Regions from separate parts of the Homo sapiens genome. Here region 1 is linked to region 2. The links are chromatin contacts, found by Hi-C or POLR2A ChIA-PET in ENCODE. All regions are on one chromosome and are shown on one strand. Each heading gives the region's core, a stretch centred on a gene start or an enhancer-like site at or near the end of the contact. The rest is flanking DNA. Distances are from core to core; before and after follow the strand shown.

Region 1 (5,805 bases), core at 3,239-5,738, 100 kb before region 2:
TAAGGTGATAGATATGCTAATTACCCTGATTTGATCATGTCATGCTATATGTATGTCTGGAAACATCACACTGCACTGCATAAATATCTACAATTATTATGTATCCATTAAAAACAAAATAAAAAATAATGCATGCATATGGTTTAAATATCAGTTGTACTGAGAAGCCCATAATAAAAATCCCTTCCCCGCCTTTCTCACTCCCCCTCTCTATAGGCTGCCTCTTTCAACCATTTACTAGTTTCCATTTCTGTTTATACTATTTTTTGATCTACCGATTTTAGGCATTTGTTGACTTCTTGTGATAGATGAGGATTGAACTTTCCTACAGAACCATCCCCACTTTTCCTCTCTCCATCCTTCCAATAGGAACATAACACAATCTGTGGTTAACTCAATAGTGAATGTGGACATATTCGTCACTGCTGAGTTATGTAGCATCTTTGAGTCCTGGAAGATTTTCTTGTATTATTTATTTAATAATTTTCTTCCCTGTATTTTATCTGTTGGATCATCTGGATTAATGTTTTAGTTTCCTTATATTTTCTCTCCTACTTTTCATCTCTTTGCCTTTTTGGTCTACTTTCTTGGGAAACCTTCATTGACTTCATACTCCAACCCTTCTGTTGATTTTTTTTTTAATTTTGGCTTTCTTTTTCTAATATCCTAGTACTCATTCTTGTTCTTCCTGTTCTTTTTCAAAAATACCACATTCTTTTTTATGCATATACTATCTCCATCCTATTCTTCTTGAGGCACTATTTATTTTTCATTTGTCCATTTGTCTTAATAGTCTTCTAGTCTCTATTTTGTTTTTGTTTCTACCTGGAGGTGGCAGCGGCGGTGGTGGCTGCTTCTTGTTGTTGTTGTTGTTGTCGTTGTCGTCATCCTCCTTCTTCTTCTTCTTCTTCCTCCTCCTCTTCCTCTTGTTCTTCTTCTTCTTCCCTCTTCTTTCTTCCTTCTTCCTTTTTCCTTCTGCTTTCTTTTTCTTCTCCCTCTCTCTGTCTCTCCATCTCTCCTTGTTGGAGGCTTTCCTTAAATGCCAAATATCTCAGCTATCTGTTGGTATTTATTAATGGAGCAATAAAAGGCTGAACTAAACTCTGCTTGGGGAGAATTTATCAACTGGGGTTTCACTACAGGAAGCAAGACAGTCTTTTAGTTAACAAGCCTCCAATGAGCACCTTTTCTCTAGAGCTAGGTTTCTTAACCTTGGTACTAGTGACATGTTGGGCCAAAGAATTCCTTGTTGTCAGAGGCTGTCTCATGCATTGTAGAATGTTTAGCAGCACCAGTGACTTCTGCCTACTAAATGCCAGTAGTAACCCCCCTCCCAGAGTTGTGATAACCAAAATGTCTGTAAACATTGCCAAATGTCCCCTGGGGGACAAAATCACCCTGTTGAGAACCACCACCCTGAAGCCATTCAGCTCCTCAAGAGAAGCATTCTAACTCCTAGTTCTAGTTATTGAACGCTACATAACAAACCACCTCAAAACTTAGTAGCATAAAACAACAACCATTTTTTGGGCCACTGTCAAGGAGTCAGAAGGGCAATTCTCTGCTCTACGACGGCTAGGATGACTGGAATGACTCGAGGTGACTGGAATAACTGGGAGTTGGAACAGCTGGGGCTGAAGGGTCCACTTGTAAGATCGTTGTTCACTTGGCAAAGAGAGCTGGAAGGCTGGGCTCAGCTGGGACTGTTGACCAGAGAGACTACACATGATGTCTCCAGCACCATGGCCTGGTCATTGGACCTCTTACGAGGCACCTCAAGTCTCTGGTGTGAGTGTTCTGGCCAGCAAGACAGAAGCTGCATGGCTGTGTATGTCCCAGCCTTGGAAGTCACATAGCTCATTTCCACTGTAGTCAGAAATCCACACAGGTTCAAGGAAGGAGACACAGACCCACCTCTCCATTGGAGAAATGTCAAAGAATTTGCAACCATCTTTTAAATTCACCATACCCTCATCCAGAGTGATATATACCTGGGGTGGGGCAGGGCAAGGTAAGTGGGTGGGACATTGAGTCCCACGCTTCATTCTTCAGACTTTTCCCTCACCTCCCTGTTTTCATCCCTGTATTCATCTGCCCTCCCTCCTGCCTGTCTCTCTCCTGTTCAGTGTCTTTGTCTCCAGCTGTGTGGGGCAGGGTGTGGAGGTGAGACCTGGGGAGGATTTCAACCAGTTTCCTCCATTCATTACCCCCACAGGCTGCTGTACCTCAGCCCCACCAGCCACAACACCTGGACTCCCCAAGTCTGAGCTCCTCCTGCAGGGTTCCAGGGGTAAAGTGGCTTGCCTCCTGTCAGTGTGCCCCTCTGCAAGCCCTTCAGAGCCTAGCTTCCTCCATGTCAGTCATTATTCCTCCACCTGCCTCCCAGCTTCCTGTAGTTTGGGGAACTCTTTCAGCCACTCATGTCTCCTTTACCATTCTCTTTGCCTTTGAGAGTTAATACCATTTGGTTGGTTGGTTGTTTGAGACAGAGTCTCGCCTTGTCACCCAAGCTGGAGTGCAGTGGCACAATCTTGGCTCATTGCAACCTCTGCCTCCTGGGTTCAAGCAATTCTCATATCTCAGCCTCCCGAGTACCTGGGACTACAGGCATGTGCCACCATGCCTGACTACTTTTCGTATTTTTAGTAGAGTCGGGGTTTCACCATGTTGGCCAAGCTGGTCTCGAACTTCTGATCTCAAGTAATCCACCCTCCTCATCCTCCTAAAGTGCTGGGATTACAGGCATGAGCCACCGCGCCTGGCCCCATTTGATTTTTTTAAGAGACAGGGTATCACTTCATCGCCCAGACTGGAGTACAGTGGTGTGACCATAGCTCACTGCAGCCTCAAACTCCTGGGCTCAAGTGATCCTCCCACCTCAGCCTCCTGAGTAGCTGAGACTCCAGGTACACACCACCACACCCAGCCAATTTTTTTTTTAAGACAGGGTCTTGCTATGTTGCCCAGGCTGGTCTTGAACTTCTGGACTCTAATGATCCTCCTGCCTTGGCCTACCAAAGTGCTGGAATTATAGGCGTGAGCCACTGCACCTGGCCCCATTTGATTTCTAGACTAGCATTTTAGTGGTGCTTCAGGAGAGAAAGGAAACTAGGAGTGTAAATAACTGATGTGTTGAACTGGAAACCCTGTTGTACCTCTCTTGTATGGATCTATCTCTACATTGTGTTATAGTCTTCCCTGCCCTGTAACAGCTCTGTGAAGCAGTACAGTGACATTTAACCTTCTGTTGATCATTCAGAGTCCTCCTTATGAAAATACTTGTTTACCTTGGAATTATTAAGCTATTAAGCTATTACCTTGGAATTATTAAGTAAAGCTATTTGTTCTTCCATAATGAGGACCCCAGTCATTTTGCTGGGATTCTTTAAACCTTTCTTCGTGGCCGCCTCTGTCCCTGGCTGCCTTTCATCCTATGTATTTGTGGTGAGAGTGCCACATTACAGCACGTTAGCTTCTGATGTACTCTTTTCAAATGGCCAGCCCCGGTGACTCTGCCGGGCATTGTTTGTTTGCCACCCCCCCACACATCCCTGCTCCAGTTGATTTTCTGCTCTTTCCCACTCCTCCCAGGATTTGACCTTTGTGGATTCCATCAGCCAGGCTCCAGGTCCCCAAGCTTCCAGTTGGGTTTGGCCAATTGAAGACCCCTCCCCTGACCAGAGGTTGGAGGCTGGGAGGGGAAATGGGAGGTGCTTTATCCCCCCAGCTCCCTCCCTTGCCAGGTCTCAGGTCAATAGTGCCTGTGTTTTTCACCCTAAAACCACAGCTCCTGCCGGCAGTCCCCTCCTACTGGTCTCTCTGGGTTCCAGGAGCCCTCCCACCTCCTCCCTGGGGATTGGTGGTCACAGCTCCCACTGTTGCTGGCTGCAGGATGCTTCACCTTTCCTTGAGGGTTTCTCTTCATCTTGCTCACCCTTGGAAACGGTCCTTTCCTCAGTCTCTCCTGTTACCAGTGGAGTGTGCATCTGTTTCCTGCTGGGACTGTGATCAATACAGCAACCTTTTCTGATTTGCATCTAAAACAAGGATACTCAAGCAGAGAGGGTATCAACATTTAAAAAAATAAAACAAGAATAAATAGTCCCTGAGTGAGCCCTGAGAGACTCTCTTAGGCGAGAGTCTGGGTGTGAGCTTTGTGACTTCTCTAGGCTACGCAAGGGCTTTTGTTTGTTCATGTCGATGTTTTTAACTATAATGCAGATAATAGAGGGCAATAGATTAGTGACTTCTGTACTTACTGGAGTGATTTGAGAAGGAAAATAAGCATGTAAATCAAGGGAAGCCAGGATCACTCACTCTCCTGGTCCCAGTCAGCCCTCGTTTTTGTTTAATTTGTGTATTTCGAAGCACACATATCTCTAGGGAAGAAAATGAAATCAAGAACTCCTCCTGGCCACCGGTTTCCTGAAGCATGAAAAGGAAGCATTTCATAAATGCTTTGTAAAGAAGACAACAGGAAGGGGTAGTGTCACTGGCTGGCAAGAGCTGCTGTTGTGGTATTTCACAGACAAGGGAGGTGACGTGGCACATGGGGGCTGAGGTCCCAGCCAGAGGCCACACAGGCACAGGCCTCAGAGCCCAGGCCTCCCTCTGGCCTGTAGACCCTCAGCCCTACTGGACAGGAGGAAAAGGCCTAGGGGACATTGCCCCCATTTCACAGAGAGGAGGCTGAAGCCAGTGAAGCAGAGAGTTGCAGCTTCAGTGGGGAGACACTGTTATGCCCCGCCTGTCTTATTCATGCTTCTTTTACCTGTAGGGATTTTTTTTTACATGGCTACCCTTGAGTGATAGAGCCTTCATCAGCTTAGCTTGTCCTCTTGCAGCCTACGCCACTCTGTGCCCTTTAGCCAAGGAAGCCCAGCTGAGGCCCCGCAGCGTCCCTGCCCAGCAGAGCTACAGGAGGCCCGAGGCCCCTTCCTGTTCACTCTTGCTCTATAGACGCCACGCTGCAAAGCAGATGTGCAGGGACACCACCTGAAGACCCAGCCTGCAGCTCAGCCCTACACACTGTGGATGGTGGAGATCCCAGAGGGCCAAGAGAAGCTTATTGAGACTTCTCTGCACTGCCCCTCCCACAGCAGGAGGTTCATGGCCCATGCATTTCTGGGAGGGTTGACAGGGCCCAGGTTGTGGAATACCTGTCTGTGAGCCCCATGTCCTGTCTTGTCCCAGCTGCCTGTAGTTTGACAGAGTATGCTAGAGGTCAGCCATTGCTAGGGAGGCTGCCACTAACCACACAGAGAGGAAGGAAAATTCTCAGCCACAGCACTTAGAGCTGAGCCTGACATGGTCCTCAGCAAGATGTTGCAAGTTCCTAATCTGAACACAGAGGCCAGGGAGTAAGCATCATCTGGAGCCCAGAGCTGACTGTCATTACCCACAAACATAAACACCCTGAGTCTGGCCTTCTCCCCACCCTGCCGAGGTTGTCAGAGCCTCAGCACTGGCTCTGCCCTGGGTGGCAGCCCCTGGGAAGCCCAGCTGCCACCTCTCTACAAATGGCCCTGTAGAAGCTGTGCTCAGTGATCCACTTCCTGGGGGGGGCTGGGCCCACCTTGTTGCCATTACACCCCATTACAAACTGATGCAACCAGCTTTCAACAGACACTGCCAAGGAAGATACACATTACAACAGCATGCTGCAATACCTCTGCCTGTGCAAGAGACTGACCCACATCCAAAAAATGGACATCTTCCCACCCCAGTGTCTCACTCCACTGAGCTGGAAGTGGCCTTTGTCAGGACCCTGTGAGGTCTTGAGTGGATCTGCTTTTCCCAAGATAT
Region 2 (6,147 bases), core at 1,507-4,006:
GCCAGGTGTGGTGCCACGTGCCTGTAATCCCAGCTACTCAGGAGGCTGAGGCAGAAGAATCACTTGAACGCGGGAGGTGGAGGTTGCAGTGAGCCAAGATCGCACCATTGCACTCCAGTCTGGGTGACAGAGTGAGACTCCATCTCAAAAAAAAAAAAAAAAAAAAAGTCTCCACTTGAATAGTCAATTATTCAAAGATACACAAATGGCCAATAAACACATGAAATGATGCTACTAATAATTATTGAAATGCAAATCAAAATTACAATGAGGTATCACTTCACACTCATCAGGATGGCTACCATAAAAAAACATAAAATAACAAGTGTTGGCAAGCATATGTAGAAATTGAAACCCTTATGCACTATTGGTGGGAATGTCAAATGGTACAACCACTGTGGAAAACAGTATGGCAGTTCCTCAAATAATTAAAAATTGAATTACTGTATGATCTAATAATTCCACTTCTGGGTATATACCCAAAAGAATTGAAAGCAGGGTCCAGAAGTGACATTTGTACACCAATATATATAGCCACACTATTCACAATAGCTAAAACGTGAAAGTAACCCAAATGTCCATCAATAGATGGATAAGCAAAATGTGATGTGTATTGTAATGAATCTTATTCAACCTTAAAAACGACCTGAATTCTGATATATGCTACAGTGGTCCCCAACCTTTTTGGCACCAGGGACCAGTCTCACGGAAGACAGTTTTTCCACAGACAGGAGTGGGGTGATGGTTTTGGGATGAAACTGTTCGACCTCACATCATCAGGCATTAGATTCTCATAAGGAATGGGCAAGCTAGATCCCTTGCATGGGGCAACCTACATCTTTCTCATGGGCAGTTCAAAATACGGTTTGTGCTCCTATGAGAATCTAATGCCCCCACTGATCTGAGGCCCAGCTCGGGTGGTAATGTTCACTCACCTGCTGCTCACCTCCTACTGTGCCACCAGGTTCCTAACAGGCCAGGTATGCATACTGGTCAGTGACCCAGGGGTTGGGGACTGAGCTGCAACATGGATGAACCTTGAGGACATTATAAGTGAAATGAGCCAGTCACAAAAAGATAAATACTGTATGATTCCACTTATATGAGGTACTTAGTAAAAAATTATAGAGACAGTAAGTAGAATGTTGGTTGTCAGGGTTTGGAGGATGTGGGGAGGAAAGGGTTATTGTTTAATGGGTAGTTTGTTTTGCAAAGTGAAAAGATTTGTAGAGGTTGAAAGGTGGTGACGGTTGTACGTGAGTATACTTAACACCACTGAAATGTACACTTGGTTAAGATAGTAAATTCTTTTTGAGACGGAGTCTCGCTCTGTTGCCCAGGCTGGAGTGCAGTGGTGCGGTCTCGGCTCACTGCAAGCTCCGCCTCCCGGGTTCATGCCATACTCCTGCCTCAGCCTCCTGAGTAGCTGGGACCATCGGCGCCTGCCACCATGCCCGGCTAATTTTTTGTGTTTTCAGTAGAGACGGGGTTTCACCGTGTTAGCCAGGATGGTCTTCATTTCCTGACCTCGTGATCCACCCGTCTCGGCCTCCCAAAGTGCTGGGATTACAGGCGTGAGCCACCGCGCCTGGCCAAGACAGTAAATTTTATGTGTATTTTACAATTTTTAAAATAAAAAAAGGTCTTTCGTCTTTTCCCATTGTTTTATTACATTTGCTTTGCCAAGTAAGACATTCCTATATAATTTTAATGTTTTGTTCCATTAGTTATTTTAACTATTTTGTAATAACTGACACTTTCCGGTTTTTTTTAACCTGGTACAGCAAGAGACTATTTCTCACTGGTCTTCCCCACTTGCATCCTTTGGCACATACATTTATGTATTAGGTTCTGTAAATTATTTGCTTGGGATTGTATGACTGGAGAAACATTTCCTACATTTTTCCAAGGCAGGCAGAGGCAAATTATACCACTACAGTAATTCCAAATTTGTGTTTCATTTAAATGTCCTCCACTATTGTTTCAGTAATTTTTATGTATGTTTCTCTAGGCCCTTAAATGTGATATCCCTCCATTAAGTTTGTTTCCAAGAAAGCAATATTCTCAGTTACTTCTGAGACAGGTAACTTCTCTTTCCCTTATTTTTAAAGATATCTATTGCTGGGAGCACTGATCGGAATGGATTACCTCTACATTCTTCATATTTGCAGACTGCTTTTAGTTTTAGTTCCCAGACTTTTGGTCTTAAAGACGCCTTTACACTAAAAAATTACGGGGGACCTCAAAGAGCGTGTACGTGAGTTATAATTATCAACATTTACTCAATTAGAAATTAAAATTGGTATTTCTAAGCGCAAGAATACACATGCGCACATTCCATTAACCGCCACTGCAATGGCGTCATCACATGTTATGTGATCACTGGAAATTACTACACGAACGTTAGAGAGAGAATGAGAATGAAAAGGAAAATAGTTTTGACACGAACTGACCCCGCTTCCTGGGTCTCCAATCCACCCCACCACTACCCCCATTCCAGGAGTCCCAGGATCAAGCTTTGGGAAGCGCCATCCGTCACAGGTCTTGGTCTCCCCTTCCAAAAGTCAGTGCCTCTCCAGGCTGCCCATCCCCAGCAAAGATCCGGAAGTCCGCTGCCCCTGGCAACAGCACCCAGCACCTAGCCCTCTGCTTCGCCGTACCGCACCCGGAAGTCGGAGCTGCGCACGCACCGCGGGACTCTGATTTCCCGGCGTGCCCCAGGAGAGCGGCGTGGACGCGTGCGGGCCTAGAGGCCCACGTGATCCGCAGGGCGGCCGAGGCAGGAAGCTGTGAGTGCGCGGTTGCGGGGTCGCATTGTGGCTACGGCTTTGCGTCCCCGGCGGGCAGCCCCAGGCTGGTCCCCGCCTCCGCTCTCCCCACCGGCGGGGAAAGCAGCTGGTGTGGGAGGAAAGGCTCCATCCCCCGCCCCCTCTCTCCCGCTGTTGGCTGGCAGGATCTTTTGGCAGTCCTGTGGCCTCGCTCCCCGCCCGGATCCTCCTGACCCTGAGATTCGCGGGTCTCACGTCCCGTGCACGCCTTGCTTCGGCCTCAGTTAAGCCTTTGTGGGCTCCAGGTCCCTGGTGAGATTAGAAACGTTTGCAAACATGTCCCGGATCGAAAAGATGAGCATTCTGGGCGTGCGGAGTTTTGGAATAGAGGACAAAGATAAGCAAATTATCACTTTCTTCAGCCCCCTTACAATTTTGGTTGGACCCAATGGGGCGGGAAAGACGGTAAGTCTTCAGTAGCCGCCTTCAGTTTACAGGTCGCTACATCTTTCGGAGAATAAAATGGGAAGTTGAGAACTCTCCTTAGGAGCAGAAGCGTCCCTAGGGCTCCACAGGTGTAGGCCCTTAAAGTGCCTTAGGGTGTGGCCTGCAGGCTACAGCGACCTTAGGAGTTTGCCTGAAGCAGTCTCGGAAGGATGTCCGGACCTGGCCTGGGGACAAGGTTTACTTAAGAATCCCACGATACCGGGAGCTGTCGCCGCTCACTCAGAGTTCAGTTCCCACTGGATGCCCTTTGGTCTGTATTGATGTTTTTAACGCTGTCTCCTTGCTTTCAAAGCATAGCATTCACTTCCCAGTAGTTGTCCCATACAAGAATTCCTTTAAAAGTTATAAAATGATACATACATGACTAAAGAGTTTCCAAGTATGCCAACTGTCCAGACATAATACATGGAAAATAAATAAATTCAAAATGTAACTGATGTAGTGGGGCTTAACTTGGAAAACTTCTCTTCTTAAAACTCAGTCAAAAATTTAACGTTGGTGCACGACTGACTTTTTTTTTTTTTTAAAGCCGTGGGAATATTTATAAATTTGAATGGAAAGAATAACCAAGAGGCATTCTGGTCAGGAATAGTGGCTTAAGAAAAAGCAAGACGATGTCAGTATAGCAGGGAGAAGAGTCTAAAGGAAGGATTTGTGAAGAGTGTAGAAAGAGAGAAGGTTGAGAATTGAATGCCAAACTTGTTTACTTTTGTTTTTGTAAAAATGTTATTTGTTGAATGCTTGTTATGTACTTAGGATTGTACTAAATACTAGCAGAAGGGAGAGTAGTACTGTATAGTGTTTATGAGGACTGGCTGCCTCAATACAGCTTTTTCGCTTCATTTATTAGTTGTCTGATTGTTTGCGAGTGACCTCACTGCTCTGTGCCTTAGTTTTCTCATTTATAAAATGGAGATTAAAAATAGTTTCTACAGCTGGGCACGGTGGCTCACGCCTGTAATCCCAGCACTTTGGGAGGCCGAGGCGGGTGGATCACCTGAGGTCAGGAGTTCGAGACCAGCCTGGCCAACGTGGCGAAACCCCATCTCTAATAAAAATACAAAAATTAGCCAGGCGTGGTGGCGCATGCCTGTAATCCTAGCTACTGGGGAGGCCGAGGCGGGAGAATCGCTTGAACCGGGGAGGTGGAGGTTGCAGTGAGCCGAGATCACGCCATTGCACTACACCAGCCTGGGTGACAGAGGGAGACTCTCTCCCCCCACAAAAAAAAAAAAAAAAAAAAAAAAGTTTCTACAGGCTGGGCATGGTGGCTGACGACTGTAATCCGAGCCGTTTGGGAGGCTGAGGCTGGGGGATTGCTTGAGCCCAGGAGGTCGAGAGGTCGAGGCTGCAGTAAGCCATGATCATGCAGCTGCACTGCAGCCTGGGCAGCAGAATGAGACCCTGTCTCTTAAACAAAAAGTTCCTACAGCCTGGAGTTAATGTGAGAATTAAATAAATGTATGTAAGAGTGCTTAGTACAATACAGTACTTAACTGTTAGCCATTCTTATTATTAACTTAAATTAGTTTAAAGGGTTTCAGTTGAAAATAATTATTTTTTTCCCAAGTAACAATTCTTCATATTAGGATAACTTCTTAGTTATATAGCATTTCTGTGAACTTACAGCATTAACACTTAATCATATTTTTATTACAGGTTTTATAATGTCAGATTTTATCTTTTATAGTTTCCATGATAAATAATATTTTTGTAATGAATTCATATTTTATGGTAAACTTCTGTGGTTCTCTTATAACGAAATAATGTAATTTTCTATTTCTTTAGACCATCATTGAATGTCTAAAATATATTTGTACTGGAGATTTCCCTCCTGGAACCAAAGGAAATACATTTGTACACGATCCCAAGGTAATGGTGCTAGTACAATTTTGTATTTTTATAATTATAAAAATGATAATAGCTTATTATAGAAAACTTGGCACTGGAAAACTATAAAGAGAAATGAAAGTCAGCCCCACACAGTTTTAGCACCCAGTAGTAACCGTTGTTGACATTTTCATGTGTTTTCCTCCTCCTTTAAATACTGTTTTATATAGCTGATGTCATACTCTTAATTTTGTATTCTGGGTTTTTTTCCCCACTTAACATTATCATGAAGTCCTATGTCATTAAAAAACTATCATCTGGGTGTTTGGTATGTAAGTGTTTCTTTTAATCTTTATACTGCTTTGTATGTCTGAGATATTTTCTACTTAAAGTGCATGAACACTTTAGTAGTTATGTAATTTTCTTACATTAGATTGCTTTCAGTTTTTCATTAAAATGTACCATGATAAGCCAGGCTTGGGGGTGTGTGCCAATACTCCCAGATAGCTCTAGAGGCTGAGATGGGAGGATTGCTTCAGCCCAGGAGTTCAAGGCTAGCCTGGACAATATAGTGAGACCCACTGTCTAGAAAAAAAAGTATCATGATAAAAATCTTTGTGTATGAATCATTGTTTGAATTATGGTGTTTATACTATTCGTATGTGTAAAGGACATAGAATTTGGTCTATAGGTTTGTTTTTGCACATATAGAAGTGAAACAACAATACACACACACACACACACACACACACATATATATATAGTTTATTCGTTTTTAGTGGGGTCATGTGCCTCTCTAGCCGCTCCCTGACCCCAGTTCCACTATGTTTTCGTTACGTATTCTTCCAAGCTTTTTTCTGCTTATAAAACCATGTCTACGTGAGCACATAAATGCATTCACACATACATATTTTAGCACATTAATATAATTTTATACTTCTATTTTATTGTTTTTAATTAGTAAATTGTATTCCATTGAGTTTATATCCTGTAGTTTATTAAATGACCCCCTGTTGATTATTATTTGTTTCTACCTTAGTGT

What was found. Hi-C counts contacts between places; a loop is a spot of excess contacts on that map. ChIA-PET counts read pairs that join two places held with the same protein, here RNA polymerase II (POLR2A). Pooled maps may share reads with other maps.
Region 1: a loop to region 2 is called in a pooled map, with 2.5 times the contacts of the local background. The contact joins the enhancer-like site here to the promoter of RAD50 in region 2. A Hi-C loop is called at or near these places in 1 of 37 single-sample maps with no recorded cell type and 6 of 50 pooled maps. POLR2A ChIA-PET finds 5 or more read pairs at or near these places in 1 of 52 experiments (CD4-positive, alpha-beta T cell).

Annotation. Positions count from the first base shown.
Region 1 is chr5:132,452,168-132,457,972 of GRCh38, forward strand. All of the region lies in intron 3 of CARINH (colitis associated IRF1 antisense regulator of intestinal homeostasis), which reads left to right. Among named protein-coding and RNA genes, the nearest start is that of LINC02863, 28 kb to the left of the region's middle. RefSeq lists a silencer at 3,775-3,967 and enhancers at 4,246-4,916, 4,917-5,586, 5,514-5,743. Within about 2 kb of position 4,489, at least 30 of the 41 ENCODE cell types and tissues checked have a DNase peak (open chromatin) inside an H3K27ac peak, as active enhancers do; they include CD4-positive, alpha-beta T cell, where a contact is called at or near this core.
Region 2 is chr5:132,554,221-132,560,367 of GRCh38, forward strand. It overlaps RAD50 (RAD50 double strand break repair protein), which reads left to right and starts at 2,757. Exons shown (of 25, transcript NM_005732.4): 1 at 2,757-3,233; 2 at 5,064-5,147. The coding sequence starts at 3,105. It also overlaps a transcript of IL5 not described here. RefSeq lists an enhancer at 2,380-3,040.